Regions from separate parts of the Homo sapiens genome. Here all the other regions are linked to region 6. The links are chromatin loops, found by intact Hi-C in ENCODE. Cell type or tissue: CD4-positive, alpha-beta T cell. All regions are shown on one strand. Links, peaks and the distances in the headings refer to the core of each region. The heading gives the core; the rest is flanking DNA. Region 1 overlaps PCBP3 (poly(rC) binding protein 3). Region 2 overlaps LOC105372839 (a long non-coding RNA gene). Region 3 overlaps ADARB1 (adenosine deaminase RNA specific B1). Region 4 overlaps ADARB1 (adenosine deaminase RNA specific B1). Region 5 overlaps SLX9 (SLX9 ribosome biogenesis factor). Region 6 holds the start of LOC124905042 (a long non-coding RNA gene).

Region 1 (4,942 bases), core at 316-4,315, 380 kb before region 6:
CCGCCCCTCACTCTCCTAACCCTGTCCCATGCCGGGTCCGCCCCTTGCTCTCCTGGCCCTATCCTGTGCTGGGTCCGCCCCTTGCTCTCCTAATCCTGTCCCATGCCAGGTCCACCCCTTGCTCTCCTAACCCTGTCCCATGCCATATCCGCCCCTCACTCTCCTGGCCCTGTCTTGGGTCTGTTATCTGCTTAACTGACAATTTTTAAAGAACCATTTTTAAAAAATCATTTTTATAGTCACCTGGAAAGAGATCAGTTCTTGCTATGGTTGATTTATAGCTTCTTGGGGGATGTGTCCAGTTTTAACCATGAAACATTTAAAAGAACGCAGAACACCGGAGAAGGCCCCAGAAAAGGCAAAAGAGGAGCTAAAGAAATGGACAGTGCGGCCAGAGGAAAGGCTCAGGCTGCAGTGGGGGCTGAGGACCCCGATGGCTCCCAGGATGACGGTGCCGGTGCCTGTGCCTGCAGGAGTCCTGCCAGCTTCTCCTGACCTTCAAAAGGGTCAAACGAGCAAATGGCCTCACACTGAACACAGAGAGATACCGGAGGCTATGGGTGATAGTCACACGTTGAGGGACATTGTGAAACCACTTCCCAGGGTGAGCAGGGAAGCAAGCTCAGTTCCAGGTGTCCTCCAGAGGATGAGCATGTGGAATATCATTTCTCAAGGCTCATGATTTTGGGGTCTGATAAATAGCTAAGTTGTCAGGAAAGAGAAGGTAGGAAAATGATGAGAGCAGGTGTCGGAAACGCCGAGTGACAATGCACCCTAAGGAGGAGCCTCCCCTGGGCGGTGCCTCCCTGACACTGCCGGTGCTTGCAGGACGGAAGCTCGAAGGGCCAGGGCTGGGCTCTGCTGCCTCCCATGACCTGGAGCTCCAGTACAGTAGAGGGAACAGAACCCCAACCCCAGTCTGCATGACAGCCACAGAGCACCAGCAAGAAGTGACAAGAGCAGGGAAGGGAGCAGAGACAGGCTGCAACATGTCACGAGCAGTCAGCATCACACGGGAGGACAGGAGGGTCCCGTGGAGAAGCCAGAACAAGAACCAGGGAGACAGGTGAGGAAGAGAGTTCTAGAAATGAGTTAGGGGAGGGGGCGGGGCCCACAGCAGGGTGCAGGCAGGGAAGAGTATTCTAGAAATGAGTTAGGGGAAGGCACAGGGCCCACAGCGTGGTGCAGGGGGAAGAGTGTTCTAGAAAAGAGTTGGGGGAAGGTGCGGGGCCCACAGCACGGTGCAGGGGGAAGAGTGTTGTAGAAAAGAGTTGGGGGAGGGTGCGGGGCCCACAGCGTGGTGCAGGGGGGTACTGGACCTCAGTTGAGGACCTCCTGGGCTGGACATCAGGCTGGAGCTCAGTGTGTGCTGGGCCAGTGTGACCCAGGAGTCACTGGCGACCCTGAGGGTCTTGGAGCCCCTGCGGAATCCAGGATTAGGGAGAGGCTGCACAGGAGAGGGGGTCCCTCCCAGCCTGCCAGGCAAAAAGTGGGAACCGGGAAGGGGGAGCAGGTCAAGAGTTGAAAGATGCTGTTCTCAAGAAAGGATTCTGCCTCTAAAAAGAGAAAAGGTACCAAGTTAGCCCAGGTCACAACGCCAGGCTCGCTGGCTCTGCAAGACAAGGGTGCTTTGCAGAAGCCACATGGATGGACAAGGACGAGGGGCCGGGTCTCCTCTCAGAACGCACTCCTCAGACACAGGTGTGCTATCACTGCTGTGGCCTTCAGAGTCTGAGGCTCTGTCCTCTCGAGGCTGTATCCCGCAGGGTCCTGAGGGCCTCTGCTGAAGGCGGGGCACACAGCCCAGATCGTGTGGCCAACAGAGCTGCCTGTCTGCTGCAAGGATGAAAAAGCGCCTCCCACCAGGATATTTCTAAACCGGGAGAAAAGGACGTGGCTCAGATACGTCAGCCCTGCCACGAGGTGGCAGCAGAGGTCCATGGTCATCCCCCAGGTCCCAGGAACTCCCTCCTCTGGCTTCTCAGAAACCAAGGTGCCTCTGGGGCTTGGCTCTAACCCAGGGGTCTGCAGGCCCCGCTGGCTGCCCATATCCACAATCCACGTTTCCCCGGAGCACAGTCTCACCCCCTCCTTGACTCGTGGTCTGCAGCTGCCTTCCAGCACCAGGTCAAGGCCACGCACACTGCAGACCGTGTGGCCCGCAGAACCCAAGCCACCTGTCCTATCCTGACCTGGGTCATCACAGGCCCTCACAAGGATTGTGGGAGAACAGCAGCCAAGCTGAAGTGCCAACACTGCGTGACATCCTCCTGGGCCTGGCACTCCTATCCGTGGGTGACAAAGTTCCCAGACAGCAAAGCGACGAGATAAAATGGGGCCCATGGGGCCAGGTAGGCGCAACGACCTCACAGGCAGCAAAGGTGTGCTGGCCCGTGGTGCCCACTGCCATGGCAGCCGGACTGGGTGTTCCCAGGACGGATACACTTGACATGGACACACCAAAAACACCTGACAGCCGGGAGAAGGCCAGCATCATCCCACACATAGCCGAGAGCCAGGAAAAGGCCAGCGCCACTCCCTTCAGAGGAGATGAGGTCTGAGCTGGTCCATGGGTCAGAGCCAGTGGCTGAAACGGAGACCCAGTCTCCAGGGAAGACCCGCAACAGTCCTGCGGTGTAGAGCAAACATTCACCCCACCTTCCCCAGCGGGCCTGAGTAACTGCCTGGAGTGACAGCATGATGGGCAGAGTGAGTGGCCAGGCCCTGGACCTTCAGACAATGGCTGGGTCTGGGGCCTGAGCTCCTGCCCACTCCAGGGGACTCAGACACCATCATGGACCCACAATTAACATGACAGACGGAGCTTGGCCCGAGTCCATCTGGCAGAGGCCCTGTGCCCGCACACCCATCTGCTAGACGTTCTGGTACAGCACTGGACAGAGGCGCCCAGCAGCTGCCAGACAAGCCCTCTGGCCCCGGCCTTGAGCAGGATATTAAGGCAGAAAAGGCCAAGTACAGTCCCCAGGAGCCTTCCCCACCTCAGCCAAGATAGCACCTGGGGAAGACTGTAGAATCTACACTACCATCAAGGACTTCAGGGCTGCGTGGGCGGTTTGACCCCTTTCCATTTTCCACTCTAGAAACCAGATGGACTCTGGGGACAACAGTGGCTGCCGGCCTCGGCCTTGGGGTGCCCAACGGCAGTGTCGTGCCAGGTGTGGTCTCTGCACCTGCATCCGCTTACTTGATGAACATGCCCTTCATCCCGTCTGTAAAGAGGATCAAAATTAGACTGTGTGTTCTTGGGAGAAGAGCAAATACATAACCAGCGCTTTCCCTCAGAGCTAAGGGAGCCCTTCCTGCTCTGTCACAGGACAGTCTTCAGGGACTCCGACTGCTTTGTTTAGGTTTTATTTTTTAGAGCAGCAAACTGAGCACAAAACACAGAGATTTCCTATATACCCCCATCCCCCACGGCCCATCCCCCACAGCCCGCCACCAGAGCAGTACATGAGTCACAACCAAACCCATGTGGGCACATCACCACCCCCCAGGTCCAGAGTTCACAGCAGGGCTCACGCTCGGTGCTGTACTCTGTGGTTTGGGCAAATGTGTAATGACACGCATCCACCATTACAGCATCACCCGGAGTATTTTCCCTGTAGTAAAAGTACTCTGTGATCCACCTACACATCCATCTCTCCGCCCAACTCTTGGCAACCACTGATCTTTATACTATTTTTATAGTTTTGTCTTTTCCAGAATGTCATATAGTTGGAATCGTATAGCATGCAGCCTTTTCAGGCTGGCCTCTTTCACTAAGTAACACGCATTCAAGGTTCCTCCGCATCACTTCATGGTTTGACAGCTCATTTCTTTGTAGTGCTGAATCATATTCCACTGTCTGGATGCACCACTGGTGTATTCATTTGCCTACTAAAGGATGTCTTGGTTGCTTCCAAGTGTTGGCAATGATAAACAAAGCTGCTATAAACATCTGTGTGCAGGTTGTTGTGTAGGCTGAAGTTTTCAAATCCTTTGAGTAAATACCAAGGAGCATGACTAATAGATCTCACGGTTAGAGAGATTTTAGTTTGCAAAGTGATGCAACCACTTGGGAAGGTAGTTTGGCAGTTTCTTACAAAACTGTGGCAGTTTCTTACAAAACATTCTGCAAATGGCAAAACTATAGTGACAATAAAAACATGAGTGGTTGCCAGGGGCTTCAGGGACGGGAGGAGTGAGTACGTGAAGCGCATGGGGGCAGTGGAGCTCTTCTGTATGACACAGTAATGACAGGGACACGTGTCACTGGACACTTGTCAAAACCTGTGTTCAACACAGTGAGCCCCAATGCAAACTATGACCATCCGTGAATAACAATGAACCAGGCCGGCGCGGTGGCTCACACCTGTTATCCCAGCACTTTAGGAGGCCGAGGCGGGCAGATCATGAGGTCAGGAGATCGAGACCATCCTGGCTAACAAGGTGAAACCCCGTCTCTATTAAAATACAAAAAATCAGCCAGGCTTGGTGGCACGCACCTGTAGTCCCAGCTACTCGGGAGGCTGAGGCAGGAGAATGGTGTGAACCCGGGAGGTGGAGGTTGCAGTGAGCCAAGATCGCACCACTGCACTCCAGCCTGGGCGACAGTGCGAGACTCTGTCTCAAAAAATAATAATAATAATGTACCAATATTGGTTCATTGACTGTACCACACTTGAGGCAAGATGTACGTAACAGGAGAAGCTCTGTATGAGGGGAGGAGGTGGCACGCTCTATACTTTCCAATAATTTTTCTGTATTGTAGAATACAATTGCCCTAAAACATAAAGACTATTAACTTTTCAAAAGTGAAATAAATCCTGAGTTCATAAGGATATCATCAACTGAAAATGGAAACCACAAGGTTTTGGATTTTGATTCCAACCATGAAGGAGTAAGGACTTATGATCCCACAGTAAAAACCTTAAGAATTGGA
Region 2 (4,942 bases), core at 400-4,399, 84 kb after region 6:
AAACATGCTCCCAGCTGCAGGAGCTGAGGGCAGCTGTGAAACGCGCCGGCTCGGCGTGTTTGACAGTGGAACCGCTTCGCAGTCCTGGAGTCGGAGCCTCGCTGATTGCGATCGCGGACACGTGGCCACTTCCCTGAGCGAGAAATCATGGCTTTTCCGGGACTTAACGTTCTCATTCTTTTCACTGCTATATTTTGAAATTTAAAACTTAGAAGACAAAGTTGCGAGGATAGAGAGGGAGCACCTCACTCGGACTCACTAACTTTGTGCATTTTGCCCCATTTTCTTTATCACACTTCCTCTCCCTCACTCAAAAGTGTTTTTAGAACCAAAAAAAAAAAAACAAGTAGGCGCGCAGAGGCCAAGGGAAAAACTTCCCCTTTGCCCTCGGAAGTTTCACTGGAAAATCAACTCACAGAAGGCAGATTAACTGGAGGAAAGGCTGACATGTGTTCTAATGTGCATAGCATGGAGGATCTTAGGAGGACGATTACCCCAAACCCCGGGGGGCCACAGACGGCCATGCACCCTTCTTCTTGGGGGAAAGGAGATGGGGCAGTGTGGGTGACTTTAGGGTGGTAGTAAATGATTTTTAGGGAATTCAATGGGCTTGAAGCACGGACAATGGCCTGGAACAAAGTCCGCTGGAGCAGACAATGGTTGTGACATTTGCCAGGTGTGTTGACAAACCTCGGCCTTTCTTCTTGCGATAGAAGCTCAGTTAATGGAAACGCAGGGAGGGGATTCCGGGTCATTGTTTTCTTCTTTGGCCGGTAGGGACTTCAGGCAGATAAGGGAGATTCAGGGAACAACTTCGTGCTTTGGGAGAGACAGGAGCAGGGAGGTCAGAGAGACCTTGAGGCTGCCTCGGTTCACATCAAAGCTGTATCTCAGGTACCAGCTTCTGAGCCCCAGCAAGGCGGGGTCACCATGTCCACTCCCCACTGTGGACCTCAGCGTGTGCCTGCAGGGAACGCCCCTTGGTGTAATCACCTAATGATGTGATACAACCATCTAGCGGGCAGTCCATTTCCCATTCTTGTCCACTGTCCCAGTAATGTTCCTTCCCACCCAAGGGTGCAGTGCAGGAGCACGCGTGGAATTTAACCGTCATGTCTCCAATCTCCCTGAACCCAGAACACTCGCCTGAACTCTCCTGTCCTTTTGGACCTTGGTGGTCTCTCCAGCGCCCCTTATTGGCAGTCTAAGGGGATGCTGGCAGGCTGAGCAGAGATGTGGTTTGTGGGGTCCCAGCCCCGGCAGCTCAGGATGGGGTCCGGAGGGTGGGTTTGGGTGGAAGACCACACCTTCATAACAGGCACCCTCTCCAAACTGCACGACTCTCATTTGTCTCACCTTGTGGCATTGGCTATAATTTCCAGTACGGCATTGAACAGAAGTGGCCAGGCAGACAGCCTCACCCCGTTCACAGAGTGAGAGGGACACTGTTAGGGAGGCCCAGCCCAATGGCCACATTTTCACTTGATTACCTCTGTAAAGATCCCATTCTCCAGATACAGTCACCTTCCAAGATGCTGGGGTTAGGATGTGAATTTTGGCAGTAGGGAGTGGGGCAAATTCAGGACAGAGCAGGAATTCTCCCCTCTTCCTCTGTCTTCTGAATGAGTTTGTGTAAGGTCGGCATTCCACCATCACATCTGATTTTAGCTGTAGGCTCCTCATACGTGGCCATATCATATGGAGAAAGTTTCACTTTGTTCTTAGCCTGTCTCGAGTTCTTATCTGTGATAATGGGTGTTGCTTTTTTGTTGAATGATTTCTCTGCATTTATTGAATGATCATGTTTTCTGCTTCTGTGAATGACACTGATTGATGCTCAAACAGTAAACGGCTCTTGCATTCCCGGCGGAAGCACGTTTGGTCGTGGTGTACCATTTACTTCCCTTGCTGGCCGTGATTGCTAACATCTGGTTGAGTGTTTTGTGTCTGTGTTGATGTGCGGGACGTTCCCCAATTGTGTTTTATCATAATGTCTTTGTCAGGTGTCGTCTCAGGCTTACATCCGCCTGGTACAACGCACTAGGGATTTTATTAGTTTGTTTGGGCTACCTTAAGAATGCGCAGAACTGGTGGCTCGAACAGGCACTTCCTTCTCACAGTCCCGGAGCCTGGGGTCTGAGATCAAGGAGGGGCAGGGCTGGTGCCTGGGGTCTCTCCTTGGCTTGCAGACACCATCTTCTCCCTGTGTCCTCACAGGGCCGTCCCTCTGTGTGTGTCCGTGCCCTCATCTGCTCTTCTTACGAGGACGCCAGCAGACTGGGCCAGGGCAACCCTAATGACCACATTTTAACTTAATGACTTCTGTAAAGATCCCCTCTCCAAATACAGTCACCTTCTGAGATGCTGGGGTTAGGGTATGAATTTTGGCAGCAGGGAGGGGGCAAATTCAGGCCATGGCAGACGTTCTCCCTTCTTCTGTTTTCTGAATGAGTTTGTGAAAGATCAGCATTATTTCTTCCCTACGTATTTGATACAACTCACCATAAAACCACCAGGGCGTGCAGTTTTCTTTGTGGAAGGAGTTTGATAACGAATTCAGTTATTAAAAGTAGACATAAGGCTATCCAGATTTTCTATTTCATTTCATGCTGATTTTGGTAAGTTGTGTTTTTCAGAAATTTGTGTCACCCAACGTTGTTAAATTTACTGACAAAGTTGCTCATAAAGTTTTATTATTATCCTGTGCTGTCTCAAGGATCCACATTGATATTCTTTCTTTCAGTCTACATATTGGCAATTTGTGTCTTCTCTCTCTTTTTTAAATCGATCTTGCTTGACAGATAACAATTTTAACAACTAAAAAAATCAATTTTGGGTTTGTTGATCTTTTTATCTGTTTTGTATTTCAATAATTTCTGCTACTACTTTCATTATTTATTTTCTACTTTTTGGGTTTAATTTGCTTATCTCTTTTATGCTACTTATATTGGAAACTTATATTATTGATGTTAAGCCTTTCTTTGTTTCTAATCTTAAGTATTTAAAGCTATAAATTTCCCTCTAAGCACCCTTTGCCTGCATTTCCACAAATTCTTACATTCTGCATTTTCATGATGATTCAATTCAAAATATTTTCTTCAAGATTTCTTCTTTAAAAGTTTTTTTTTGTGGCTAAGTCTTGCTACATTGCCCAGGCTGATGGACTCCTGGGTTTAAGCAATCCTCCCACCTCAGCCTCCCGAGTAGCTGGGGCGATGGGCGAGAGCCACCTTGCCTGGCATGCGATTTCTTCTTGACCCACACATTATTTAGACGTGTGTTGTTTAGTGTACAAATAGTTGAGACTTTAAAAAATATTTAAAGCATGTACAGGAGACACTGCAGCCCCTCATGCCAAACCCAGGGCAAAATGTCCCGGCTTCTTGCAACAACCCTATGAAGAAGAGACTATTATGATTCCTAGTTTTCAGGTGAGAAAACTGAAGCTCAGAATCATTAAATTACCTTTTCAAGGTCGAACAGATGGAATATGGTCCAGCCAGGTCCTGAGCCCTGCTATGCTGGACTTTAAAGTTGATGCTACTGACTACGGGTGAGTTGTGTGCACCTGTGTGCCTGTACCTGTGTACGTGCCTGTGTGCCTGTGTCTGTGCGCCTGTACCTCTGTGTAGGTGCCTATGTGCCTGTGCCTTTGCCTGTGTGCCTGTGTCTGTGTGCCTATGTCTGTGTGCCTGTGTGCCTATGTCTGTGTGCCTGTGTGTCTGTGTGCCTGTGTCTGTGTGTATGTGCCTGTGTGCCTGTGTCTGTGTGTTTGGGCCTGTGTGCCTGTGCCTGTGTATATGTACCTGTGTGTATGTGCCTGTGTGCCTGTGTGCCTATGCCTGTGTGCCTGTGTGTCTGTGTGCCTGTGTCTGTGTGTCTGGGCCTCTGTGTATGTGCCTGTGTGCCTGTGTGCCTATGCCTGTGTGCCTGTGTGTCTGTGTGCCTGTGTCTGTGTGTCTGGGCCTCTGTGTATGTGCCTATGTGCCTGTGCCTGTGTACCTGTGTCTGTGTGCCTGTGTCTGTGTGTATGTGTCTGTGTGCCTGTGCCTTTGCCTGTGTGCCTGTGTCTGTGTGCACAGTTTGCTAGGTCTGTCACAATAAGCCACCACACACTGGGGGCTTAAACAACAGACATTTATTATCTCACAGCAGGCTGATTCCCCCTGAGGCTGTAAGGGAGAGGCTGCTCCAGGCCTCCCCCAGCTTCTGGGCGTCCCACAGCCATCATGGCTCCTCAGTGTGCAGATGCATCCCACAGCTGTCTCCACACGGTGTCCAGACCTCCCCCTTTAAAAGACACACAAACACACCCTAATTACCTCATTTGTACTTGATTAACTGCAGATGCTATCTCCAGATAAGTTTATTCACAGATCCTGGGGGTTAGGACTCCAACATGTGAATTTGGGAGAGACACAGTTCAATCTATAACGGCATGTATATGTATATGCTTGCCTGTGCATGTGTGTGCACATACGTGTGTATACCAGCGTGTGTGTGTTTGTGTGTAAACTGCGTGACTCTGCATAAAATCCTACCCTGAGGCTGACAGGTGGTGAAACCGGGCCCAGTGCAGGGCCAGGACCTGCCGGGATCACAGGAGGCTGGGCAGCCGCCTCCCCCGCATCCTCCCGGCTGACACCCTGTGCTGCGAGGTCAGGCCGCCCCGGCTGTGGGCACAGGAGCCCCGGCTGTGGGCACAGGAGCCCCGGCTGTGGGCACAGGAATGGGCAGCAGGCTACCAAGCCGAGGGTCTGCATGGGTCCTCCAGCCATCTGTGGAGGCGCCCCACGGGCAGAGAGGGGAACGAGGGCCGTGTGTGCCTGGATGGAGGTAACTGCTGGGCGGGGGGCTGATTGTGAGCACCAGGGATAAAGCCTTGAAGCCAGAGCCGGAGGAGGCCGAGGAGGGGCTGGCGGGGTGAGCACAGAGCCGCCGC
Region 3 (4,942 bases), core at 562-4,561, 290 kb after region 6:
CTTTGTTCCCATCTCTCTCCCCTCCCACTGGTCATGAACTTAGCAGCAGTGCTGTGAGTGAATGAGGCTACAGCAGCAGCCACTGAGCACTGGCTGGGTGCAGGAAGCGCTCCATATATGGGCACTAACTGCTACTCAGAATCCTGCCCTGTGGCTCCCAGACCTCTCCCAGGTCTCGTGCTGGCAGCATCTGCCAGGGTGGCAGTGTCTGCTTGATGGGGACTCTGGCCAGTATTTAAATGGTACATTATTCTTTAGCCCTATTTTCCTGATGATTAAGCTAACCCATCTGAGGCTCACACACAGTCAACAGTCAATTATTTGCCCTGTGGAAGGCAGTAACTGCAAGTATAATCCAGGAGTGATGAAAAAAATCACTGAAATTATATTGCCACTGAAGCCAACTAAAACCCGTAACTTGCTACTACATTGTTTTCATCAAAGAATTACATTTTAAAAGGCGTACATTGTATCAGTCTTAGGGAAAAAACCATGCAATACACATGATTTACAGTACCTTAGAAATATACAGTATAAAAGACTATTTTACATCTTATAAAACTTTGCCAGTTTGGTATAAATGTGATGGCCAATCTTAATAATATCGATAATTTCAAAGGTATTTTTATTAGTTTCAAAGATAATGCTTATTACAAAATACCAACAGCGAGAACTAACACATAACATGATACTGTTTAGTAACACTCACAATGAACTTACTCACATAGGAATGACCAAGGAACACAAGCCATTTAATATGTGGGCCTCATTGTTACATCTTATAACCCTCTCAATTTCTTATAACCTTGGTCTGAAAATGCAACATATTTGAGAGTGGTTTTCCCACTGCAGAATGAGATTATGGAATGCATGAAAAAGACATTTTAAGCTTGAATCACAGTAAATTCCAAAAGAATGATGACAGAATTATTCTTGTACTTCTCAATATTTTTCCCAACTTAAATAATTAGTGATGAGTGTCCATGGGAAAAGTGGTGGTAATTCTAAATTGAGGGTATTTGGTAAAAATGTCCTTTAGTTTTTGCCTGTGCCTTTGTTTTACTCCCTATTGCCTGTCTTAGTGACATCTCAATTTCCAAAGCTTAACTGAGGAAACAAAAACAGGCCAATGCTGTGACCTCTTGAGGTGAGGGCAGAGGGGGCCGCACAGACTGGCTGTCCTGAGACCGCCCGTCAGTCCAGGAAAGCATCGAGGGTGTGGCATCCCCAGCCCTGGACACAAGCACCTGGCAGCACGGTGCACAGAGGGCCCAGGGTCAGGGGTTCCCCACTCCCAGACACAGACTTCCATTAGGTGCTGTCACCTTTGTTATATTACAAGGTACTATTACAAGATTGCTGACTTTGAGATTCATCTGTTCTTCTTCTTAGGAAGCCACACCAAAAAACCGAGGTTAATTTTACTTCCTGAAGAAACAGCCATCTCCTGCCACAGCATGTCCCAAGGGCCCTGTGGTGGTGAAGCGCTGTACTCCAGTCCTGTCGGGTGGGGGACACTAAGGGGGCGCCCAGAAGACACAGAGGCAGAGGCACTGATCACGCCTGTGTTCAGCTGTTCTCCGGGCTAGACACATCTTTTCACTAAGGCATTTTCTATTAATTATTTCATATTATACAAAGAGAAAAAAAAAACATCAACAGCTTTTAAAGCAGCAATTTAGGTCCAAAAACCAGTAGCTTGTGATGTGTATAGTCATGGACAACTTTTGAATCTGGTTTTGAGAAAAAAAATCTAGATTTTAATGACTTAAAACATTAAGTTGAATTAAAAACTGGTATTAACCTGGAGTGCAGAATGTAAGGAATTTGCTCTCCATTCTTTTAAAGGGGAAATATTTTCACAATGGTTGCTCAGCCTTGCTTTCTGCAGCATGAAGAACAGTTTTAATGTAGAAAAGTCATTAATGAAGAGTGCGGCAAAGGAAATCTCATATAAGCATCTGTCTCTGGGAGAAAAACCTTTTCTGTAGCTCAAAGCTACAAACTTTAAAGTTTTATAAATATCTTTCCAAAGACATACTCCAGACTCTGAAGCTAAATGATTTCTATTCATGTTTACAGACATGTTTTTGAATCTTCCTTTTTAAGTGCCCCTATCTAAAATTCTATAAAATGCCAACAACAAAAAAGGCACTCAAAAAGGGAAAATAGGAAGTAACTGGCATCAGCAAGATTAATTCACAAAGCCGTCTATCCCAGAAAACACTTCTGTATTGCATTAAAGACAAATGCTTCACACTGAAGAATAAAAACTAAATGAATTACCTTTCCTCTCAGAGCGCTTCTTGCGCCTCCTTTTATACCGACGCCCCATGATGCTGAAAAAGGTCCCCATGTGCAAAGGCCCAGTGGTGGACGACGCCATGCAGACACGCCAATGCCAGTCCGGCCGGCCCCAGCCTCATTCTGTCCCTCAGTCACTCGGGGCAGCAGCACACCGACTCACTTCCGTGTGCCGGCAGCTGCGACAACAGCAGCCCCTACCGACGAGGGAGCCTCCTCCTCTGCCTCGGGCCCATTCATCATGCCGCAGTTAGGCAGAACTAGGCTGAAGGGGCCCACACACCACAATGACTTCAGAGCACACCACCCAGAGAATGACATGTGACAGCTAACCGTTCAGCGCAGTCACAGTAAAACACCACGAGCAGAGGGGAGAGAACGACAGCCGTGAATCTTCTAGGGAAACAAATCTCCCACAGCAGACGTACCAAAGTCCTGTTTAAATGGAAATCCTAATACAAAAAATCTATCAATAAAAGAGTACAGTTTAGAAAATAAAACTGCAAAAAGTAACAGGCTACCACACAACACAATGCAGAGGCTCAGCAGACGCCAGCTGATGAAAACAGCTCCATATAAAGTGCAGGTGAGTGGTCAGGATGTCACCAGTGAAATCCCTGGGACAGGAAACTGCAGGCCACTGACAAATGGATCCCCCCGCCCCCAGAGAGTGCTCTTCCTCCTCTCTTAACTCACGTGTCTCGGACCAATGCTGACCTGCCTTGTTCATTACTGCAGAGCAGGGGCACAGCTCATGCCCCAGGTGAATGACACACAGCCAAGGGAGGGGCAAACGCCAACATCTTCCCATTTTCCACTGTGCCTGGCTTGATCAGCACAGCCAGTCTGTGACTAGCACAGTACCATGGCCAGCCTGGGGCGAGCAGGGACACACATCACACACATGTACATGCACACACATCACATACACACATCATACAGCACTTGGTGCCTCTGCCACTCGGGATCCAGCATTCAGGGCTGGCAAAGCAGAACCCACAGCCCTCAGCCTCCTCTTGTCTAGAAAAACGCTGTTCAGGCCCCAGGGAGATACCTCCCCTGAGATGGCCTGTGTCTCTGGAACAAAAGGCAGCTGCATCCAAATGCCCTGAAGATTAGGCTGTCTTGGAAGGAGTCCGATTATGGGGAGGAGTCAAGCAGAAGAAGCACTCATAGGCAAAAGAAAAAAAAGACAAATTAATTAGTCAGATTCTTTCTCTTGCCACAATGCAATTACTGTCTCGTGTAACAAAGTACCTTTTCCTAATAATGACCAACATCCACTTTCTAATTCATTATTCCAATTAGTGCAATGCTTGTGACAACTGCACATGGCACCTAAGGAAATTATGCCATATTAAGCAATTCTTATTACTCTTAAATTTGTGTGTGTCCAGACACACTCTGCGTAAGCATAGTGAATTCTTTTCATTTTCTATTGCCTCAGCATCTATCTGGAATATGAGCTGCACTTTCTCCTAGTAGCGGCAGAGTTCAGCCACCCCTGACACTTTGTAGTTCTACACCACACCCAGTGGCTCAAGCCAGTACCAGAGATGAGAACCTAGAGGCATCTTTCACTCAGGCACCTGCCCACACACTTCAAGTGACCCCACCCTACTCCCTTATTTGTTCTGCTGGTTGGCTGCAGTGCTCTCTCTCTCTGCCTGACCCTTTGTTCCTGCTTGCATGACCCAGGGACAGAGGACTGCCCTCCTGACTCATGGCACCCTCCCTGCTCAGGACCTGTAAGTAAAAATCTTTGAACATGTTTCCCCCATTGTGTGGTGTACTGAATTTGTGCCTGAATTTGTGTTGGGCTCCTGGCACGAGTGACGGTCAGGCAGGAATAACCTGGACATGGATCAGACAAGAGCCACCAGGGCATGTGTCAGTACACACACATTTCCAGAGGGACCCCTTGGTCACAGGTGGAACAACGAGACATCAGGCCCGACCGCCAGGCAAAGCAGCATCTCATGAAAGCACTGGAAACAGCATGCCCAGCCCCTTCACTTCTCGTTAGGGTGGGGCTGCCAGCCACTCTGGCACTGGAACCCCAATGTAGCTGGAGGCCCTCAAAACACTGTAAGACTCAGGATCCATGTCAGCAATCAGACAGATGTCAGACATCAGAATTATCAATAGTTTTATTTCTTATAAAATTATTAATATGATTTAACTAAATTTTCAAAGTATTAAATTTAAAACTCAGCTTTAAACAATTTTGATTTAAACATTTCACATTAACTACTTTATATCTTATAACTTAATAATTTAGAAAAAATAATTTTTTGAAAACACAAAAAATTATAATTTTTGCTTTGTTATTTCCTTAAAATTCAAATTTTTGATAGAAAGATATTCAAATTTTGTATACTTCAAATTCAATGACATTTTTGTTTGTTTGTTTGTCTGAGACAGAGTTTTGCTCTGTTGCCCAGGCTGGAATGCAGCGGCAGGATCTCAGCTCACTGCAACCTCCACCTCCTGGATTCAAGCGATTCTCCTGCCTTGGCCTCCCAAGTAGCGTGCGCCACCACGTCTGGCTAATTTCTTTTGTATTTTTAGTAGAGACGGGGTTTCACCATGTTGGTCAGGCTGGTCTCGAACTCCCGACCTCAGGTGAACCGCCCTC
Region 4 (4,942 bases), core at 412-4,411, 300 kb after region 6:
CCTGAGAGAAGATGCTGCTGGACTTGGGGTCTGAGTTTGGAGAGCAGGGGGAAGGTGTGGGACTCACCTGCAGAGGTGATGCTGGGTGCAATTCCTGAGTGAGGAGCACAGTGCCAGGAGGTTAGGAGAGGAAGAAGCAGGGAGCCAGGAAGGGCACCTGCCGAAGCAGAGGGCACAGGAAAAGTCGGCTGAGCGATGGCCACCTGCCAATCACTACACATGCATTTGCTCATTTAAACATCATCAAATCTCAGTAAAGGAGACTGAGGTTTCAGAGCAGCAGGCTGGACACGGCTGCTACTTGTTTTACAAGCATCGCAGATGCCATTGGAGCTTTGGCCTTTGTGGGTGGAGGCTGCACAGCTGTGCAGCATGGCCATGGTGTTGGTAAAGTAGTAACCAGCACAGAGTCACTAGCTGGTCCCCCTGGTCAAAGCCCTGCTCCCTCTTCTATTAGCCAAGGGCCGTAGGCAATTTCTTACCTTCTGGGCCCCTCAGATCCCCCTGCAAAACACATGACGGAGCCAGGCCACACCCCTGAGTTCATGGGGGGACCAAGCAAGGACGCCGCTTAGGCCGCAGCAGCTGCACACCCAGTAGGCAGATCCCACACGGCTCCCACCACCTCATGGGGAGCAGCCTGGCAGCCAGCTGGGCTGAGTCACTGCCCAAGGTCACATGGTGGCCATGTGCTAGGATCCACTCCAAATCCAGAGCTCTCCAACCTGGGGACCCACACTCCACCCCGCTACAATGCTGCCCAGTTAAAGAAAAAACACAACTACTTATTTTCTCAATTAAGATTCCTTACAATATTAAGTCAAGTAACATATTTCTTTACATAAACACATTTCTGTTTTCTGAATGAGAATGGTTTCAAACAGAACAGACTAAGTATAACTTTCAGTCTACTTGCAACATTCCTCTACTTCTTCAAACAAATGAATTCAATTAAGCTTTTTCCATTGGCTTTAAAGGTGACTTTACCATGCAACTTAGGGTTAAAAATCAAAGTCTACACTTCTCAAATGAGTATAGCGGGTGTTCGATTTGAAAAACAAAAAGAAGGCAGGAGCCCAAAAAAAGGAGACACTTGAATTGAGCGACCTTAATTAGCTGCAGTAGCATAATGTGGCTTAAAGCAAGCAAGCACCCACAGACAGTGACCAAGGGTGGCTCAGGTAACCCAGGGGTAGACAAGGTGACCCAGAGTGGCCAAGGTGGCCCGGGGGTGGCTAAGGACACCCAGAGGTGGCTACAGTGGCCCAGGGGTGGCTAAGTGACCCACAAACAGCTAAGCTGACCATGAGTGACTAAGGTGAAAGGGTGGGTAAGGTGACCCACAAATGGCTAAGGTGATCCTGGGGTAGCTAAGGTGACTCACTGGTGGCTGAGGTAACCCACAGGTGGCTAAGGTGGCCCTGGGATGGCTAAGGAGACCCTGGGGTGGCTAAGGCGACCCAGGGATGCTAAGGTGATCCTGTGGTAGTTAACATGGCCCAGGCGTGGCTAAGGCGACCCAGGGATGCTAAGGTGACCCTGGGGTGGCTAAGGTGACCCAGGGATGCTAAGGTGATCCTGTGGTGGCTAACATGGCCCAGGGGTGGCTAAGGCGACCCAGGGAGGCTAAGGTGTCCCTGGGGTGGCTGGAGGGACCCACGGGTGGTGAAGGTGGCCCACAGGTAGCTCAGGTGGTACTATGCTAGCAGCAGAGGACAACTCAAACCTAGGGGGACTATCACCCTTGAAGGACAGCTCCATCCCCATTTACAGACTCTGGGAAACTTTTTAAATTCTTATGAGCTCTGAATATAAATTTGATACTAAACTGGAACATACATTGACAGGTATTTCTTTAAAGATTCTTAGGCATTATTTAAAAATAATGCTTTCTATAACTGGCTACTAAAAATAAAACAGAATGGCAATCCTTTGAAATATATTCTGTAAAACCACTACTACATATTTAGATCATGAGAGTATAGGCTAATTTTTTGCATTTTAACATAATTATTACCTATTTGGAATATTAAGCTTAAAACAATAGAATCATAAAATTATGTTACACAAAGACTACACAGCAAAGTCACAACTTTTTTTTTTGAGACAGGGTCTCGCTCTGTCGCCCAGGCTGGAGTGCATTGGCACAATCTTGGCTCATTGCCACCCGTCTCCTGGGATCAAGCAATTCTCCCACCTCAGCCTCTCGAGTAGCTGGGACTACAGGCATGTGCCACCATGCCTGGCTAATTTATTTTTACTTTTATTTTTTGTACAGACAGGGGTTCACCATGTTACCCAGACTGGTCTCAAACTCCTGGGCTTAAGCAATCCTCCTGTCTCAGCCTCCCAAAGTTCTAGGATTATAGGCTTGAGCACCACACCTGGCCACAATTTTTAGAATTGCAAAAGATGTACAAAACTTCTCATTCCATAACACAATCAGCCCCTTCCGCAGACTTAATTTATTATATCAAATTTATAAATTACTTGATAAAATTTTATTTACAATTCAGATCACTCACTGAATTAAACCAGCTATAAGTATTCCATCTCATTGCTTCACAGGTCCTCTAAATGGTAAAAATGAAGCCAGGGAACAGAAAGCTTTCTGAAGGAAACTGGCTTCTGGACGCACACTGGAATGCACACACACATACACTCACGCACACACACACAGATGGTGTAAAGACAAGAGGTTTGTCCTGGTGGCCACCGCTCAGAACGCCACTGAGCCTCCTCCACTGAGTCTTAGAAGCGGCCCTACAGCACCATCTGCTGTTCTGCAGAGGTCACTCAACGCTCCACACCACAGCAACCAAGCCAGGAGCCACCCAGAAGCTACAAGGCATGGGCTGCCAGGGGCGGACCTGTACCTCACAGCCTGGTCTAGGTGCTCTGCTGAATACAAACCATCTGATGGGACATCAACATCAGACAAGGTCGCCCTGGGCCCTGATGGGTAGGACATCTGCACGGGGTAAGAGGAAACTTTTTGGGGTAAGAATATTCTCTACCTCAGCTGCTTGGTGGTGTGGCACTGGCATACATTTGTCAGAATATATTAGAGTGCACACTTTAGAAGAATGATTTTTGGCTGGGTTGAGGTGGGTGGATCACCCGAGGTCAGGAGTTTGAGACTAGCCTGGCCAACATGGCAACACCCCATCTCTACTAAAAATACAAAATTAGCCGGGCATGGTGGCGGGCGCCTGTAATCCCAGCTACTAGGGAGGCTGAGGCAGGAGAATCGCTTGAGCCTGGAAGGCAGAGGTTGCAGTGAGTAGAGATCATGCCATTGCACTCCAGCCTGGGTGACAAGAGCGAAACTCTGTGTCAAAAAAAAAAAAAAAAAAAAAAAAAAAGAGTTTTATTGTCTGTACATTTTACCTCAGTAAATCCAATTTTAAAAAAATCAAGAGATCCCAGAAGAAAACAAATTCTATAAGAAAGGTAAGTCTCAATTTGAAATAAAATAGAAAATACACATATTTCAAGAAGAATGAATTAAATGGGTTCCAAGAAACAGAATGAATAAGCTGGAAAAGGCTGGCGATAGCATAAGAAAGGCAGTGGTCCCTCTCAACAAGAGAACACGGAGAGGCAGAAGTGCTGATGCTCAGGGCCCACGGGCGCACGCGGCCCCACACTACCACTCACCACGCTCGCTGCGCCCGACAGGCACCTTCCCTGCCCCACGTGACAGAGGAGGAAGCTGAGCATGGGAGTTGAGACACTTGCTCGACCGCTGGATCCAAACTCAACTCCATTCCCCACTCTGCTCTACCACTCCATGCCAGGCAAGAATATGGGAAAAAGAGAAAACGGAGCCAAAAAATCAAGGAAACCAGGAGAAAGAGAAAACGGAACCAAAAAAATCAAGGAAATCAGGAAAAAGAGAAAACAGAACCAAAAAATCAAGTATACCAAATCCAAGTATAAAGCAAATTAAACTGTGGCATGACTTTCAGCAATCGTCATAATAATATAAGTGCCATTTATGAATTTGGAACTTTGATTGAACCAAGGTTACAGAACAGAAGAAGTTTTCTACTTTGGTAACACAGAAGACAAACAAGGCTGGGAGCAGTGACTCACGCCTGTAATCCCAGCACAGTGGGAGGCTGAGATGGGTGGATCACCTGAGCCCAGGAGTTCAAGACCAGCCTGGGCAACACAGCAAAACCCCGTCTCTACAAAAACTACAAAAATTAGCCAGGCATGGTGGCATGCGCCTGTAGTCTCAGCTACTCAGGAGGCTGTGGCAGGTGAATCGCTTGAACCCGAGAGGCGGAGCTTGCAGTGAGCCAAGATTGTGCCACTGCACTCCAGCCTAGGCAACAGAGCGAGACTCTGTCTTAAAAAAAAAAAAAAAAGAAGACAACAAACTGACAGAGGTCAGACAAACTGACACCACCGAGGAGCTGAGGGCCAGATAAGTGCTTCTGCTGCCTTCCATGCAGGAAACTGAGAGGCCGCCCAGGGCCCACAGGCCACGAGCACATGGGCCACTCAGTCTCTAGGATGACCAGCAGGGGGCGTGGTTTCAGGCTTGGTAAGCTGATCCAGTGCTCGTCCTGAAGCCCTTTCCCCTACCCCTCTACCAAGGGTGCCACAAAAATGAAAGGCTCATTTTCTGTCTCTTTTGTGACTAAAGCTGGCCACAAAACACACTTCTTGCCAAGGAGAAAGACACAGTTCTGGTGAAAGACAGGTGAAAATATGCTGAGGGCTTCCACAATGTCTCTGACAAAAGGAATAGACAAGAGCTCCACGGCCTGCTCCTTCTCAGTTGTTCCTGCCTTAAACACAGAAGTGGTGTCTAAAGCTGCTGCTGCTGTACTGCAGCGATACTCACCCAGAGCCCTAAGATGGCTGAACTCTGGACTAGCTCTAGCAAACTCCTCCCTCTGGATTACTTACGACATAAGAAGTGCGTATA
Region 5 (4,942 bases), core at 270-4,269, 490 kb after region 6:
GGCCTGAGTGAACCTGAGTGAACAGGAGCCAGGCCATGAGACACAGGCACAGAAGAGGCTGGCCAAGCCCAGAGGAATCTTCTCCTGTGTGTTCTGCTGCTGCTGTGTGTTTAAACCATTTTTAAGGCCTTTAAATCAAACCGGCGACTTTAATCCGATGAAGGCTTAGCCTGCTGCACTGTGCCCACGACACGTGTACCCAGTCGCCGCCACGTGCTCCAGGACAGGGACCAGGTGGAGTCACCGTGATCCTCAGGCACAGGTGCAGCCCACACCCGCCTGGGCCAGTCTCTGTGCTCAAAGTTCTATGAGGATAAACCCACACACGACGGGCGAACCCTGCTCGGACAAAGAGCAGCAAGGGCTCCTGAAGACACTGCTAGCTAAGGGCCTTTCCTGAGATGCCCCGCCCCGGTTAGTGATTGGCACGTGCAGCAGGCCTGGGCGAGAACACCTGTAGGCGAGAGATGGTGCCCACACAGTGCCCTCGGGCAGTGAGAGATGGTGCCCACACAGCGCGCTCGGGCGGCTCCGGGGGCAGGGCCTGGCTTTTATCTCCCAATGTTGCGTATTTGTCTATTCTGCAATGTGTGCATACGCGCTGCTTTCTCAATCATGAAATGTTATTTTCTACAGAAGTAATTTTAGGTAAAAGTTGATCCCTAACCTTCAAGTCTCAGCCACAGGCATGACAGTGAGTGAGGCACGGTGGGCAAAGACGCGGCCGTTCGCCCCGTGCGCTGAGGACTCAGCCCCTGGATCCAGATGGTAGAGCTGGGACTTGAACAGGACCGGCAAGGGCCACATCCACAGCCTGTCCCCCTGCTTCCTCCCAGGCTGTGCAGCAAGCCAGGGCCATCCATGCCCACTTTCCCTGCCTCTCTCCTACCTCCCTGCGCGATGCTGCAAGATGTTGGTCCCTTGGATGGCTGTGGGCTTCAGCGCCACCAGGAGATGGGAGCCTCCTCTGCGCCCAGTATGGCAGCAGCCACGGTTTCATCTCAACCTGAGTGAACAGGAGCCAGGCCATGAGACACAGGCACAGAAGAGGCTGGCCAAGCCCAGAGGAATCTTCTCCTGTGTGTTCTGCTGCTGCTGTGTGTTTAAACCATTTTTAAGGCCTTTAAATCAAACCGGCGACTTTAATCCGATGAAGGCTTAGCCTGCTGCACTGTGCCCACGACACGTGTACCCAGTCGCCGCCACGTGCTCCAGGACAGGGACCAGGTGGAGTCACCGTGATCCTCAGGCACAGGTGCAGCCCACACCCGCCTGGGCCAGTCTCTGTGCTCAAAGTTCTATGAGGATAAACCCACAGCAGTTCTACAGCAGCCCCCCGACACCCCCCTTTCGCAGATGAAGGAGCTGATCGCAGAAACCCTGAGGACGCCGGCAAGGAGGTGCAGGAGGCTAGAACCCCAGAGGCCCTGGCTGGCTCCTGACTCCCACTAAGATGGGAGGAAACAGCACTATGTCTGGTCCAAGTCAAATGCCTCAGCATGGCACCATGTGACTGCGTGACCATGGGCCTGAGAAGCGCCACCAACAGGGCCACGCTCCCAGCCGGACTGGCATAGGCCACACCTCCGACCCCTGGTCTAGCGTCTCAACAACATGTGGCTCACAAGGATGCCTGGCTTAAGAAACAAGTCATTGGGCTCCCAACATACCGGCTGGCACGGCCACACTCTCTGCAGGAGCGCAGGTAAGAAGGCGCACCACTCCCAGCCGCCGCACCACGCAGCCAAGGCAGGTGACGCACAGGGAGCTGCGGCCAAGCCGAGGCCATCTGACCCCAAGCCTCGCTTCCACAGAGCCATCTCCATGTAACCTCCCCGTCAGTTTGTTCTTATTTTAACTTGGGAGTAGATATAAGCAACAAGTACATTCTGCATGGTTTCCTGTCATACCCTTGACTTCACAACTGTAAAAAAAGGTCTTAAAAAAGGGATTTTTTTTTTTTGAGATACTGGAAAATAGCAGAAAATGAGCTCATTCTGTTTTCAGGCAGGCACCTGGGACTCAAGCCCAGAGACACAGGCAGGGTGGGGCAAGGCTCATTTTCTGCCATTTTCCAGTTATCTTAAAAAAAAAAAAAATCCCTGAAGACAACCCTGTAACCCCAGAGTCTGTACTGTCTGATGAGGAGCTGGGACTTCCCAAGTCTCCGCTGTGCAAGGCAGGAGGGAGAGCCTGCGTCTCTATCCCGGGACTGTCCCACACCTGGGCTGACCTGACAAGGACACAGCTCTGCTGCCCTCTGCTGGCCAGATCACCAGGGCAGAGGGACGGCCAGGAAGCCAAGGTCGCGCCCTCCACCGCAGGTCCCTCCACCGCAGGTGCCTGGGGGTGGAGTGGGGTCTAAGCAGGTACAATCACCTGGGCAGCGCTCTGTGCTGACCGGGAGAGCCAGCCCTGCCCAAGGGCTGGGTGCAGGAGCTTGGGATGTCCTTGCACCACAGCCTGGTGGCCTCGTCACCCAGTCCAACACGCCTGCAGACGCAGACGTGTTCCACTGACAGCAGCAGCAGGTCGTACACAGCCGGAAGGCGCAGGCAGAAGCGGCAGGAGTGGCTGCCGGAGCAGCAATGGCGGCGGTGGGTGCCCTGTGCCCGGCGTCTAAGAGTAGGCCTCTGTGGCTTCAGAGCCTGGCTCCATGGTGCGCTCTGGCCTGCTGCTGCTGCACAGAGGGTTCTGGGGGGTAGGCGGAGCTGGGGCCGCGCTTTGGGGACCCGGACAGCAGTGTGGTCCCTGTGTCCACCCGGCCGAGGGTGCTGGGTTCCTCTGGAGGAGGCTATGGTGCAGGGCCGCCTGGGCTGCATCCCTAGGATCCACCCCACATCGGTGTGACTGCCAGGCCCGACACTCCTGACAGCCGGGCCCAGGGCCCAGGGCCCACAATCCACTCCCTGATCAGGAGCAGCCCCCGGGCAAGGCCACAAACCGTGCGAGGGGGAGCCAGGGCTGCATGCTCCACAGAGCCAGCAGGAGCGGGAGCAAGCAGCAGCCAAGTCGGGGCTCGGGACCCTGGCCTCTCTGCACTCTTACCCTTGCAGACTCAGAGATGCCTGCTCCTGCTGCCTGGCCTCTCCCTGCTTCCAACGCCCACTCCAATCTCAAAGGGGGGTTGGGGCTGAGCCCAGGTGCTGTCAGAGCCCGGCCGGGTGTGCACACACTCAGGCCCTGCCACCTTGGCCCCCTCTGGACCTTGGGCATCAACAAGCTCTGGGAGGAAGCCAAGGCGGGGGCTGAGGGTGGCTTGGCGCTGGCCTGCAATGGCCGGACCCCACACTTGCTCACACACACACTTCACCGCTCCACGCCTGACTCCAGTCTCCCTTGGAGGCATGAGATCCAGGCCAGTAGCATGAGCTGAGCTCAGCCTGCCAGGCCAAGTAGGTGAAATGAGCCCAGTGGGCCTGGACAAAACTCAAGCAAAGGTGCCACCGGCCACAGGTATCTGGCCAGAAAAGCAACACCCCCAAAATCCTGTACCACCACCGGCGCCTCTCATGCCCCCACCGCCCCCAAGCCGTCCACCATGCTGTGAGCTCCCTCTCCAGCAATGGTGACAGGCCTCCCAACATCCTCTGCTCCAGGGGCCCCCAGCCCCACCCGGCTCTGAGTCCATACCAGGCCTTGCCCCACCCTGCCTGTGTCTCTGAGCTTGAGTCCCAAGTGCCTGTCTGAAAACAGGTGGGCTCGTTTTCTGGTATGAAGGAACACAGAACTAGAAATCCAATTCTAAGCGTGCTCCATGACCAGCTCCCCAGACGCCCGGTGCTCCACGACCAGCTCCCCGGACCGCCCGATGCTGCATGACCAGCTCCCCGGACGCCCGATGCTCCACGACCAGCTCCCCGGACGCCCGATGCTCCACGACCAGCTCCCCGGACCGCCCGATGCTCCACGACCAGCTCCCCGGACCGCCCGATGCTTCACGACCAGCTCCCCGGACCGCCCGATGCTCCACGACCAGATTCCCGGACCGCCCGATGCTCCACGACCACCTCCCCGGATGCCCGATCGCCCGATGCTGCATGACCAGCTCCCCGGATGTCCGATGCCAAGGATTGGAGCCGTGCCCAAGGCTGGAGGATCAGCCACCACTGGACACCCGGCCGGCTGCCAGGCTCTGGTATTGCACAAGCCAGCTAGAGCTGGCCACACAGCACGCACAGCAGGTGGCACTGCGTTGGGGGAGGCTCAGGAGACGGGTGCTCACCCCGGCTCTGCCACAGGTCCCTCGCCACCCCCAGAGCGGACATGGAGGAGCTGTAGCCCCGACATGGGGTCCACAGGCTGCCGCAAAGCCCCTGCATGCACAACCCGGCCCACAGGCAAAGCTGAGTCCTGCTGGGGAGGTGCAGGGGGTCTTAGAGAGCTGGGGCGGGGAGGGGACTCTAGGCCAGCCTCAGCCCTGCACCCATGCCCTCCTCCTCCCGTAGCAGGAGGCTGCAGAGCTCAGAGGGTCCCTCCCAGGATGCCCGTAAGGGTAAGGCAGGCTCCAGGGCACAGGAAGGGAACAGGGGGTCAGATGTGGCTTCCTGGCGAGCTGGGATCCGAAGGGCTTGAAAAAAAACATAGGAACGATGCCATGAACTTGTCAGTCACAGGATAGGAACGATGCCATGAACTTGTCAGTCACAGGATAGGAACGATGCCACGAACTTGTCAGTCACAGGGACTAACAAGCCCCACCACTTCCCAGGGCTAGAGTGGGGGAGGAGGGGTGCAGATGGGCACACGGGTGTCCACCAGGTGATGGGCCACAGCCTAGACCCCTCCCCTGGGCCACCCAGCTCCTTGGCCAGAGACGCAGCATGCAGTGCTATTCCTGACTCAGGCAGGGCACGGACGATGAGACACATCTTGGGAAGGCGGTGTTGCACTAAGCCAGGCAGACAGGCACCCACAGGCCGCCACCTCACCTCCATAGCCA
Region 6 (4,942 bases), core at 443-4,442:
GCCCGGGACGGGAACCATGGCCAGAGCCACCGGGCAGCAGGACTGGAGGACCCGGTGGGGGCACCTCCAGGCCAGGAGCTGGCAGCCCTCGAGGTGGGTTCAAGCGTCCCGAGGCCTGGAGGCAGCTGCTGGGGCAGGTGGGGCACCTGGGATGGGCATGTGGGGGTTTTATGATTTAACACAGGAAAACTCTACCTGGGCATCTGTGCTGTCCCTCATCTTCTGGGGACAGTAGGGGCAGCGTCTTGCCCCATTGCTTCCCCCTCTCCCAGTACAGAACCAAAATAAGACCTCGATGAACCCTGAAGGGCAGCAGGTGGAGGAGCGTGTGCCAGAAGTAGAGGTGAGGGACCAGGGCCACGCAGGAGCAGCCTCTGTGTGTAGGGGAGCTGTGGTGTCCAGAACCTGCAAGACCCCAGGTCTGGGCAGCTGCAGCAGATTCCGCCCATAGTGGGGAGATGGGAAAGTCTGTTGTAATTCCCAGGGCCATGTGAGGCGGTGGGCAGAGCTTGGAGCGGAAAGGCGGGTGTCCCCGGGGTTTGCATCCCGGGGGCAAGCAGTGAGGTCTCCATCAGCCTCGGCACAGCGAGAGAACTGCTGAGCCTCCTATGAGTGAGCGTCCCGTGGTTCCCACGCACGATAACGTCCTAGAAGTGCTGATCTTGCCCCCAGGTTCCAGCCCTGCTCCCAAGTTCAGATCACCCAGGGTGCTGGGAAACCTCACCCTGCCTGGGCCCATGGCCAGGGGCCAGTTCCTAGCTCCAGGTCTGGGGCGGAGTCCGGCATCGACATTTCCAAAAAGCTTAGACACGATCCCCACGTGCAGCCAGGGTGTGACATAAACCCCCGCAGGCCCTGACTGCTTCCGGGGAACGTGGTTCAAACCCCAGCAGGCCCCGACTGCTTCCGGGGAACGTGGCTCAAACCCCAGCAGGCCCCAGCTGCTTCCGGGGAACGTGGCTCAAACCCCAGCAGGCCCCGACTGCTTCCGGGGAACGTGGCTCAAACCCCAGCAGGCCCCGACTGCTTCCGGGGAACGTGGCTCAAACCCCAGCAGGCCCCGACTGCTTCCGGGGAACGTGGCTCAAACCCCAGCAGGCCCCGACTGCTTGCGGGGAACATGGCACGGAGGCCCAGGACCTGGAGCCAGGGGTCAGCCCTGGGCAGGGCCTGAGGAGCCCACCCAGCAACTCCCAGTGGACCCCTGGCAGGCCTGAAGCACCCGCTTTCCTCACAGACAGCAAGGGGCAGCTCTGGACCCTCTCCGTGGGTGGGCAAGAAGCTAAGGGGCTGTGAGAGCCCAGGGAGGCCTCTGCTTCTGAATCTTGCAGAGCTTGGAGAACGCAGCAAATTCCAGCGGGAGCCTGTGTGCACAGGTGAGGAAGCTGAGCTGGTGCGGAGCAGTCACACAGCCACAGCCACAGCCGACGTTCCGACCCCGCAGCCCTTGCCCTTACATCCCCGAGCGTCGGGGGCTAGGCCGGAGACGTTTGCCCCATCATCGGAGGACCGGCCCCTCCGCCCATGCGGCCCACGGCCTGCCAGCCTCCGCTGGCGCTTTCTGGGTGCTGGCCCCACAGAAGGGGTGGGAGGTGCGGAGTCGGGGCACCAGCGCGCAGCCCGAGATTTCCCAGTTTGCTTTCGCTCAGGAAGTCATCAGACAAACACTCCCATCTCCCAGGCCTAGTTCCCACTCCTTGCTACATTCACAGCCGGAGACTGTAATGGACTTCACAGGCTCGCACTGAGCACTCAGGGGCGCAGAGAGCGGCATTTCCCGAGCATCTTAGAGGCCAGGCTCTGTGCTTGGCGCCAGGACGAGCTGCACTTCCAAATCCAAACCCTGCTTGCTGCACGCGCCCAAAGCCGCCCAGGCTGGCAGCAGCTCCGGGCAAAACACGCTCTGAACACGGCCGCAGCTCGCAGACCCGGAGGCCCCGCGCACAGGACTTGGCCCAGGACGTCTGGAGCCCGCGCGACGCGCTTCCGTCAAGCCAGGGACCGGCCGCCAGGGGGAGCCAGAGGCCCAGGCATTTCTCAGCAGGCACCGAAGTCCCAATGGCAACTTTCACCAATAAGTTCACTTTGCTCTTGGTTTCGTCGGACGTTTTTATGATGAACGTAACGCACACGTTGCGATACGTAAAGGCCTAGAAAGTAAAAGGTCATGACCTCTCTGCCCACCAGCCCGTGACCGGCGGGCGCCCGGCATCCACACGGCCTCTGCTCACACGCACACGAGGCACGCACCAGAGGAGCCGAAACGGAACGCGCTGCGCCCTCCGCGCCCCTGGACCACGGCCACTCGGGCGGTCCAGGCCTGCCTGGGGTGCTGCGGAAGAGCAGGCCCCTCCCACTGTGTTCTGTTGCGGAAATGACCAAGGAACACGTTTGCTGATTACAGCACTGTACATAACAGCAACAGATAGGTTTTCTCGAATTAAAAAACGTTAAGTGTAGTTTTTAACAGACACATAAGGGTCACATTTGTGGGATGCCTGGTGGGGTCAGATGCGGGTGATGAGCGTGGCCTGCACCTCCGACAGCCTTTCTTTGCGCTGGGAACGGCCCTGCCAAATTGCCATGCAAGTCCCTAAGCACGTCCTGTGGCTTTCGGTATCCATCTCCACACAGACCCACAGCAGCCCCTCGGCCCCCACCGGCCCCCAGACCACACCAGGGAGCCCCGGGTCGCCATCTGGAATGTGCCTCTGGATGCCAAGTCACATGTGGGCATCTAACTTCACTTTCTTCCTTCCGGCTGCACAGACAGACCTGCTAACGTGTCTAATAAGCCACTCTGCCTGCAAGGATTAGATGCGCCTTTGTCCACGTGCTGTGGAGCTTGCGTGGCCCTGGCACCCTGCAGAGGCGTCCTGAGCCTCAGTGGACTCCCGTCAGAGTTGAACAGCCATGGAAGGGCTCAGTGCAAATGGGGTCTTAGCCTCTACAGCACACACTCCCTCTCCACTGCCCCTTTCCCTTTCCTGCCCTGAACACCAGCCCTGCAGAGTAGCCCAAAGCCCTGAGAAGGGCAGGCCGTGCAGCCGGCAGGAAAAGTAAACCCAACATCGAGAAAACAAGGATGGGTGCACAGTGTGACCGGCACTCCGTGCCCAGGCACCCAGGGATGAGCTCCAGAGGCCAGGTCCGGGGTCCCCTGCCCAGCCCTGGAGTGTGAGGGTCTGAGTGTGTGAGTGTGTGTGTGTGCAGGAGAGTGCCTGTGTGTCTGAGTGTGTGAGTGTGTGTGTGTGCAGGAGAGTGCCTGTGTGTCTGAGTGTGTGTGTGTGCAGGAGAGTGCCTGTGTGTCTGAGTGTGAGTGTGTGTGTGTGCAGGAGAGTGCCTGTGTGTCTGAGTGTGTGAGTGTGTGTGTGCAGGAGAGTGCCTGTGTGTCTGAGTGTGAGTGTGTGTATGCAGGAGAGTGCCTGTGTCTGAGTGAGTGTGTGTGTGCAGGAGAGTGCCTGTGTGTCTGAGTGTGAGTGTGAGTGTGTGCAGGAGAGTGCTTGTCTGAGTGTGAGTGTGAGTGTGTGCAGGAGAGTGCCTGTGTGTCTGTGTGTGAGTGAGTGTGTGTGTGCAGGAGAGTGCCTGTGTGTCTGAGTGTGTGAGTGTGTGTGTGCAGGAGAGTGCCTGTGTGTCTGAGTGTGTGTGTGTGTGTGCAGGAGAGTGCCTGTGTCTGAGTGAGTGTGTGTGTGCAGGAGAGTGCCTGTGTGTCTGAGTGTGAGTGTGAGTGTGTGCAGGAGAGTGCTTGTCTGAGTGTGAGTGTGTGCAGGAGAGTGCCTGTGTGTCTGTGTGTGAGTGAGTGTGTGTGTGTGCAGGAGAGTGCCTGTGTCTGAGTGTGTGAGTGTGTGTGTGCAGGAGAGTGCCTGTGTGTCTGAGTGTGTGTGTGTGTGTGCAGGAGAGTGCCTGTGTGTCTGAGTGTGTGTGTGTGCAGGAGAGTGCCTGTGTGAGTGTGTGTGCAGGAGAGTGCCTGTGTGTCTGAGTGTGTGAGTGTGTGTGTGTACAGGAGAGTGCCTGTGTCTGTGTGTGTGTGTGTGCAGGAGAGTGCCTGTGTGTCTGAGTGTGTGTGTGCAGGAGAGTGCCTGTGTGTGAGTGTGAGTGTGTGCAGGAGAGTGCCTGTGTGTCTGTCTGTGAGTGAGTGTGTGTGTGCAGGAGAGTGCCTGTGTGTCTGAGTGTGAGTGTGTGTGTGCAGGAGAGTGCCTGTGTGTCTGAGTGTGTGTGTGTGCGCAGGAGAGTGCCTGTGTGTCTGAGTGTGTGTGTGTGCAGGAGAGTGCCTGTGTGAGTGTGTGTGTGTGCAGGAGAGTGCCTGTGTGTCTGAGTGTGTGAGTGTGTGTGTGTACAGGAGAGTGCCTGTGTGTCTGTGTGTGTGTGTGCAGGAGAGTGCCTGTGTGTCTGTGTGAGTGTGTGTGCAGGAGAGTGCCTGTGTCTGAGTGTGAGTGTGTGTGGAGAGTGCCTGTGTGTCTGTGTGTGAGTGTGTGTGCAGGAGAGTGCCTGTGTGATGCTGTGGTGTGAACAGCACACACCCTCACCTGCAGAACCTTGGCAATAGAACCCACCTTCACTATGTACAGGAACGGATGCAGACAGCAGAAGCCCCAGCCACAGCTCCTGCCACAGCCAGCTGCTCCCCAGCCAGGGCCCCGCGCAGCCCGGCTCGCCCCTAGCCAGCCCCTCCCTAGCCAGGGTTCCCCCAGCCATGGCTGCCCCCCAGCCAGCAACTCCCCAGTCACAGACCCCCAGGCACGGCACTCCCCCAGCCACAGCTCCCCAGTAGCCACAGCTCCCTCCCTCCACAGCTTCCCCGCCAAGCCACATCTCCCTCCCATCAGGGACCCCACAGCCACGGCTCCCTCCTTCTAGGGCCCCCCACCAGCAGTCCCCTGAGCAGCCTCAGCTCCCTCCCCACCAGACCCCCTCCCCCAGCCTCAGCCCCACCCCAGCCACA

The links. Peaks named below come from ENCODE experiments on the same cell type or tissue, not always from the same donor. Only the 100,000 strongest peaks of a DNase experiment are listed, where the experiment ranks them.
Region 1: a loop joins it to region 6, with 7 times the contacts of the local background. A loop is called at or near these places in 14 of 110 quality-filtered maps.
Region 2: it touches region 6 in a loop (2.3-fold over the local background); 17 of 110 quality-filtered maps call a loop at or near these places.
Region 3: it touches region 6 in a loop (10-fold over the local background); 67 of 110 quality-filtered maps call a loop at or near these places.
Region 4: a loop joins it to region 6, with 18 times the contacts of the local background. A loop is called at or near these places in 71 of 110 quality-filtered maps.
Region 5: it touches region 6 in a loop (4-fold over the local background); 15 of 110 quality-filtered maps call a loop at or near these places.

Annotation. Positions count from the first base shown.
Region 1 is chr21:45,817,729-45,822,670 of GRCh38, reverse strand. All of the region lies in intron 4 of PCBP3 (poly(rC) binding protein 3), which reads right to left. Among named protein-coding and RNA genes, the nearest start is that of PCBP3-AS1, 16 kb to the left of the region's middle. RefSeq lists enhancers at 231-916, 4,663-4,942. In CD4-positive, alpha-beta T cell, for the core only: a CTCF peak has its summit at 1,909 (motif pointing right); DNase peaks (open chromatin) are centred at 1,920 and 3,520.
Region 2 is chr21:45,352,713-45,357,654 of GRCh38, reverse strand. LOC105372839 (a long non-coding RNA gene) reads right to left here. Exons shown (of 2, transcript XR_937800.3): 2 at 4,117-4,290. Among named protein-coding and RNA genes, the nearest start is that of LINC00316, 13 kb to the right of the region's middle. RefSeq lists an enhancer at 3,447-4,321. In CD4-positive, alpha-beta T cell, for the core only: no CTCF peak of the experiment used is centred there; no DNase peak of the experiment used is centred there; H3K27me3 peaks cover 657 bases.
Region 3 is chr21:45,150,053-45,154,994 of GRCh38, reverse strand. The region is part of intron 2 of ADARB1 (adenosine deaminase RNA specific B1); the gene reads right to left. Among named protein-coding and RNA genes, the nearest start is that of ADARB1, 78 kb to the right of the region's middle. RefSeq lists an enhancer at 2,786-3,642. In CD4-positive, alpha-beta T cell, for the core only: CTCF peaks have their summits at 2,308 and 2,510; a DNase peak (open chromatin) is centred at 2,534; H3K27ac peaks cover 360 bases.
Region 4 is chr21:45,138,357-45,143,298 of GRCh38, reverse strand. All of the region lies in intron 2 of ADARB1 (adenosine deaminase RNA specific B1), which reads right to left. Among named protein-coding and RNA genes, the nearest start is that of ADARB1, 66 kb to the right of the region's middle. RefSeq lists an enhancer at 4,331-4,625. In CD4-positive, alpha-beta T cell, for the core only: CTCF peaks have their summits at 2,572, 2,778 and 4,314; a DNase peak (open chromatin) is centred at 2,748.
Region 5 is chr21:44,947,258-44,952,199 of GRCh38, reverse strand. All of the region lies in intron 2 of SLX9 (SLX9 ribosome biogenesis factor), which reads right to left. Among named protein-coding and RNA genes, the nearest start is that of SLX9, 9.7 kb to the right of the region's middle. RefSeq lists enhancers at 1-129, 1,621-2,206, 2,517-2,666, 2,207-2,792. In CD4-positive, alpha-beta T cell, for the core only: CTCF peaks have their summits at 2,076 and 2,279 (motif pointing left); DNase peaks (open chromatin) are centred at 2,249 and 4,043.
Region 6 is chr21:45,436,639-45,441,580 of GRCh38, reverse strand. All of the region lies in intron 2 of COL18A1 (collagen type XVIII alpha 1 chain), which reads right to left. It overlaps LOC124905042 (a long non-coding RNA gene), which reads right to left and starts at 3,222. Exons shown (of 2, transcript XR_007067909.1): 1 at 196-3,222. RefSeq lists enhancers at 529-1,258, 1,259-1,988, 1,989-2,718. In CD4-positive, alpha-beta T cell, for the core only: CTCF peaks have their summits at 1,830 and 2,034 (motif pointing right); DNase peaks (open chromatin) are centred at 1,507 and 2,020; H3K4me3 peaks cover 584 bases; H3K27me3 peaks cover 232 bases.